Regions from separate parts of the Mus musculus genome. Here region 1 is linked to region 2. A link is a contact called in ENCODE Hi-C or POLR2A ChIA-PET data. All regions are on one chromosome and are shown on one strand. The core of a region is the stretch at or near the end of the contact, and the rest is flanking DNA. Distances in the headings are between cores, read along the strand shown. Region 1 holds the start of Mafa (v-maf musculoaponeurotic fibrosarcoma oncogene family, protein A (avian)). Region 2 overlaps Zc3h3 (zinc finger CCCH type containing 3).

Region 1 (2,700 bases), core at 97-2,596, 34 kb after region 2:
ACCATGACATCCTGGATAGGTATCCTGTGAATACCCTTTCAAACTTTTTCCACCTTGTGCACAAATGGTTTATATTTAAGAATCGATTGATTGATTGATTGATTGATTGACTGATTGATTGATTTTTAGTTTTTCGAGGCAAGATTTCTCTGTGCAGACTTGGCTGTCCTGGGACTTGCTCTGTAGACCAGGCTGGCCTTGAACTCCCAGAAATCTTCCTGTCTTGGGAGAGCTGGGGCTAAAGGCCTGCACCACCATTGCCCGTCTATTATTTTTAATAGTCAACGGCATATAAGATTATAGATAACAGAGAGGAGAAAACCGCACTCTGGGTCACATCCAGCTGTTGTTCGTGAATGCACGCCCTTTCTATCTTCGGTTGGGATCTGGAATTCTGGAGGAGGGAGGGGAGGGGAGGGTGTCACAGAACTCACATCTTGTCACCCACCCTCCCTGTTGTCCTTGTGGCTTTCTTTTGCTCGGAAGCGGCCTCCTACTAGGTGTGTAGAGACATTCAGCAAGTGTGACGGTGGCAATCTGCTTGCCACTTGTCACTCCAACTTGCCCCCACCCAGCAAGGCTCCTCCAAACCGCCCTGGTGGGCAGCTGGGTCTGAGATTCCTTGTGGGCATTTCTGCAGGCGTCCAGACCCATCAGCCCCATGAATTCAATTCAGAGAAATGGGTTCTCTACGCAGGGAGTACCCGAGACCTGCTCCTCTAGCCCCGTGGTGGCCACAGGCGTCTGTCCCACTCCACCTACCACAACGCTCAGAGGCCTGCGGTTCCACCGTGCATCCCGCCGCCCGAGGTGCCAGCAACTTTGTTGACTGAATTCCTGAACCCATCCCAACCACAGGATAAAAATAGCTGGCGCTCCCGGGCAGCTCGGGAGTCACCGGTGTCAGGATAGTTAGAGGTCCCCATTCTGGAGACTCCAGGCCACTTGGGCCTGGTGCGGGACACAGCCAGCTAGACCACCTAATGGATCTGAGACACCGAAGGAGTACCCTGGACGAGGGCCTCCTCAGCTTCCCTGCACTCTCTGGCTTTACGATCCTGGAACCTCAGAATCTGCCACTTGGTCTCGCGCCCTCTGCTGTGCAGTCCCATGCGGCGGCCACCAGGGGGCCCTGCCCACTCCTCTTGCCGACGGCCCTTCCCCACCCCTTCCCACAGCTGTTTCCCGCAGGAGATTGACAGCTGGGCTCCGGGTTGCCATGGGGATAGGCAAATGAGGGCGGCAGGTCTGGGGCTCCGATTGGCCCGGGGGCGTCGGCCCCCACCTGGGGAGGCGGGCCCAGAAGCGCGTCTCTATAAAGGCTTGTGCGGCTCTGCGCCGGGCCGAGGGAGGCGGGGCCGGCCGGCAGCGCGGGTGGGGCGCGGGGCGGGGCCGGGCGGGAGAGCCCGGAGCGCGGCTGAGCCCGGGGCGCGGCCTCTGCACCCTCCAGGCCAGGACCGCGGAGGAACAGAAGGAGGAGGAGGGCAGGATTGGGGGCCCTGCGCCCGCTCGTAGCGGGCCGGGGGGCCACCCGAGAGGCCTGGCCGGCGGCGTCCCCTGAGCACAGCCCAGAGTTGACAGCAGGAAACTTTTGCTGCTGCGCCCTTCGGCGGCGCGACCAGAGCCTGAGCCCACCGCGGCCCGGGGGGGAGCTAGGGGGAGAGAGGCCCGCGGCTCCCCCCACGCTCCCCCGCCGCCCGTCGGGGCGCGGCCGGGCGCGGCGGCGGGGCTGGGGCCCCGGGCGATGGCCGCGGAGCTGGCGATGGGCGCAGAGCTGCCCAGCAGCCCACTGGCCATCGAGTACGTCAACGACTTCGACCTGATGAAGTTCGAGGTGAAGAAGGAGCCGCCCGAGGCCGAGCGCTTCTGCCACCGCCTGCCGCCCGGCTCGCTGTCCTCGACGCCCCTCAGCACGCCCTGCTCCTCGGTGCCCTCTTCGCCCAGCTTCTGCGCACCCAGCCCGGGCACAGGCGGCGGCGCGGGCGGCGGGGGCAGCGCGGCTCAGGCCGGGGGCGCCCCGGGGCCGCCGAGTGGAGGCCCCGGCACTGTCGGGGGCGCCTCAGGAAAAGCGGTGCTGGAGGATCTGTACTGGATGAGCGGGTACCAGCACCACCTGAACCCCGAGGCGCTCAACCTGACGCCGGAGGACGCGGTGGAGGCGCTCATCGGCAGCGGCCACCACGGCGCGCACCACGGCGCGCATCACCCGGCGGCTGCTGCGGCCTATGAGGCCTTCCGGGGTCAGAGCTTCGCGGGCGGCGGCGGCGCGGACGACATGGGTGCCGGCCACCACCACGGCGCACACCACACTGCCCACCATCATCACTCTGCCCACCATCACCATCACCACCATCACCACCACGGAGGCTCTGGCCACCACGGCGGAGGCGCGGGTCACGGCGGAGGCGGCGCAGGCCACCACGTGCGCTTGGAGGAGCGCTTCTCCGACGACCAGCTGGTATCCATGTCCGTGCGGGAGCTGAACCGGCAGCTCCGCGGCTTCAGCAAGGAGGAGGTCATCCGACTGAAACAGAAGCGGCGCACGCTCAAGAACCGCGGCTACGCGCAGTCGTGCCGCTTCAAGCGGGTGCAGCAGCGGCACATTCTGGAGAGCGAGAAGTGCCAGCTCCAGAGCCAGGTGGAGCAGCTGAAGCTGGAGGTGGGGCGTCTGGCCAAGGAGCGGGACCTGTACAAGGAGAA
Region 2 (2,967 bases), core at 302-2,801:
GTCACATGGTCCTGTCCTCAGATCCTGGCACTAGCCATCTTGTGCTGTGTCTTGATTTACACTATGTCAGTAGGGCCTGGAGCTATAACAGCCACCTGAGCTTCTTGTATCCCTCAAACCTGGGGAAGGTGGAAATGAGAGATGTAAATTCTGGCAGGGCAGGTGGCAGTGCTAGGTTTGGCCTCTCATAGTCAAGTGTCCTTCATTGGGAGATGGTGGATTCTAAGCTACAAAGAGGACTGGGCTGCTTCCCTTTTACTTCTCATTGGGAAGCTGTCTGTTCCTGTGACCTAGGGGCCAAGCGCTGAGTTCTGTAGACTCTGCCTTTCTGTCTCCCACACTCAAAGTGTCGTCCATATCACTGTGCTGTGAACAGTTCCTCTGGGCCTGTCCTTTTTGCCCCCTTTCTTTGCTATGGACCGAATGATGAAAGAATCTGTGTTCTCACAAGCCCTTGGAGCCTTATTCCACCAGTACGCTAGCAGCCACCCAGAGCCTACCTCCATTCAACCAGTTACCTAAGGAAATGTGTTGAGAGCAGGCTGGGAGTCCCAGCCGGCCTCTCTACCGCTATCTCTGTTCCTGTCTCTGCTCTAGCCAAGGCCTCAACCTGCTGCCGTCAGGACTTTCACCGTCCCTGACTTACCAACTAACCCTGGGCAGCCACTCTGGGACCCTTCTGGGGCTTGGCTTTTCCCTACTCAGTTTGGGATGAGAGAGAGAGCTCGACAAAACCACACCCTTCCTTCTGAGCCAGGGAAGATGATCTGTGGGCTGGGTAGCACCTGATGCCCAGACAAGCCCCCCTCAACATGACCCCCACCCCACAGTGAAGAAGGTATATTGCTCCCAACTGTGCACTACCGCTGACTGGCCCACTTACAGTAGTCATAATTAAAGAAATAAATTTCCTTCCCTAGTGTCAGCAAACCTTTGACTTCAACAAGAAAGTACAACCCTTCACAGGAGGGATGGGGCACTGACTCCTCTCCTGGCCCCCCTCCAGGCCCTCAAGGACAGAGTCAGCATCGGCCATGGCTTTCTTGGCTTTCTGAAGTTCAGCCCACCTTCCCGGGTTTACCTGCTACTCAGATGGCTCAGTTCCTGCACCGTTGCCCTGCAATTAGGCCTGGGACCTGTGTCCTTGGTTAGCTGGACTTGCTGAGGGCACAAAGAGCCTGACAGTCCTTTCATGAGGGACAGAAGTCCAGTCTCAGGCTAGTCCTGGCAGGGCCCTCAGGCCAAAGAGAGGCAGGTGTGCTGTGTATTTTTTGCTGCTGACTAGCTACTTACATGTTTGTGGGCAAGGGGTGTATCTGTAATTTTCTCTTCTGTTTGTTTTTGAGACAGGGTTCTTTTATTATGTAGATCTGGAGGCCTTGGAACTCAGGCCTCAGACTCACAGAGATCCACCTGCCTCTGCCTCCTGAGTCCTGAGATTAAAAGCATGTGCCACAACCCCTCGCCTCCTGTAGCTACTTTTTGTGGCCTACCTTCTCCTTCCTGAGTACCAGGAGGTTACACAGAGGGGCATGTGGGGAAGCCATGCCAGCTGCACTCCAGGGGTGCAGAGCTGCCAGTCATGGAGCCCCTGCTCACATGCTGTTCCTACTGACAGTTAGTTCTTCTGCCGCTTTGGTTTTCTTTCCAAGACCGCAGCTCTAGGTGCTTTGGTTGAATGTGCCCTGCCTGGACCCGGCAGGCCTCAGCCAAGTAGACCTGGGCTTTAGGAGGCCCTTGCTCTAACCTCCTGGGAGTAACTGGTCAGCTCTGCAGTGGAGCTCAGGCAAGCACCTGAGCTCAGTCCCTTGTTTGCCTGATGGGCTCTGCCAGAGTGATAGCCACGTGCTGAGGAGGCTCTGACCTCTCAGAAAGATGAGCTCCCTTTGAGGACCAGGGAACAGACAGGGCACTAAGCAAGGGTAGAGCTGGAGGGAGCCAGGGTTTATTTTGGGAAGCTCCAGGAAGTGAAAGTGCTCCAGAGTGCACAGCAGAGGCAGCACCTTGTGCTCCCAGGTCAGGGCTATGCTTTTTGCACCTCTGGTTGCTTCTTTTCAAGCCAGCTACTTTATGTGCATTTTTAACACTGCAAAGCATTTGGAAAGGTGCCTCCTATCCTTGTCAAAACTCCCACCGTGAACCCCACGCTGATGTGTTTTTAAAAGCAGAAAGTGGAAAGACGAGAAAGCTGCTCCCTACCAAGTCCTGACAGGTGGCATGTGACGCCCCCGTGTCCCTGTCTGGGAGCAGATGGTGCCAGTGCTACCAGCAGCCTGGGCGACAGCCCGGGAACCAGTGCTCATTGACAGACTATCACATTGCACGTCACTGGTTACAAAGACTGGCAGGTGTGAGTGTGTGTCTGTGCCACCTGGACAGTACTCCATTGCCACCCTAAGGACAGGTGTCCTTCACTGGAAATAGAGGCCACCTTAAATTCTTTGCCTCCGCGTGCCCTGAAAGCCTTACCATCCTTCCTTCCTTCCCCCGGCTTGCTTCCTCCTCAGGCCCTGCAGTCTTCCCTGTGCCCTCAGCTCCTGTACCTACTTTGAGGTTCTCAGCCATGCCCCAACTTCCTGAGCTGGCAGTTATTCAACAGGGCCTCTGCTTCCCACTAGGACCCCACGGATGCCCTTTGCAAACTCAAGGGCACCGCGATTAAGATAGGACAACCTCTGGCCAAAGAGTCCCACAAAATCCCAGGAGGGTAATACCCAGCCTCACAGCTCATTCAGCAGATACCCCAGGTAGTTCTTAGCAGCAGGCATATTTCCCTCACAGGCCTGGGCTTGTCTTAGGCCCAAAGTTCCTAAGGTATCAAGGTTCAGCAGACGACCCACCCCTGCCTAGGGAGAATGTTAAGAGTGTAGGGAGCTCTCAGGGCCACGTAGCTTACAGGGTTTCCAGGGGAGAGGGTCTGAGTTTAAACCAGTGAGGCATGTCGGGCTGGGTGGATCTGGGGTAGAC

What was found. A loop is a pair of places that touch in the nucleus more often than their neighbours do. ChIA-PET counts read pairs that join two places held with the same protein, here RNA polymerase II (POLR2A).
Region 1: a loop to region 2 is called in a map of gastrocnemius, with 2.3 times the contacts of the local background. The contact joins the promoter of Mafa here to the enhancer-like site in region 2. A Hi-C loop is called at or near these places in 2 of 37 maps with a recorded cell type or tissue (both gastrocnemius). POLR2A ChIA-PET finds 5 or more read pairs at or near these places in 2 of 5 experiments (both embryonic stem cell).

What each region holds. Positions count from the first base shown.
Region 1 is chr15:75,746,967-75,749,666 of GRCm38, reverse strand. It overlaps Mafa (v-maf musculoaponeurotic fibrosarcoma oncogene family, protein A (avian)), which reads left to right and starts at 1,346. Exons shown (of 1, transcript NM_194350.2): 1 at 1,346-2,700. The coding sequence starts at 1,745.
Region 2 is chr15:75,781,378-75,784,344 of GRCm38, reverse strand. The region is part of intron 5 of Zc3h3 (zinc finger CCCH type containing 3); the gene reads left to right. Among named protein-coding and RNA genes, the nearest start is that of Gm23747, 23 kb to the right of the region's middle. Within about 2 kb of position 1,551, at least 1 of the 3 ENCODE cell types and tissues checked has a DNase peak (open chromatin) inside an H3K27ac peak, as active enhancers do; it is gastrocnemius, where a contact is called at or near this core.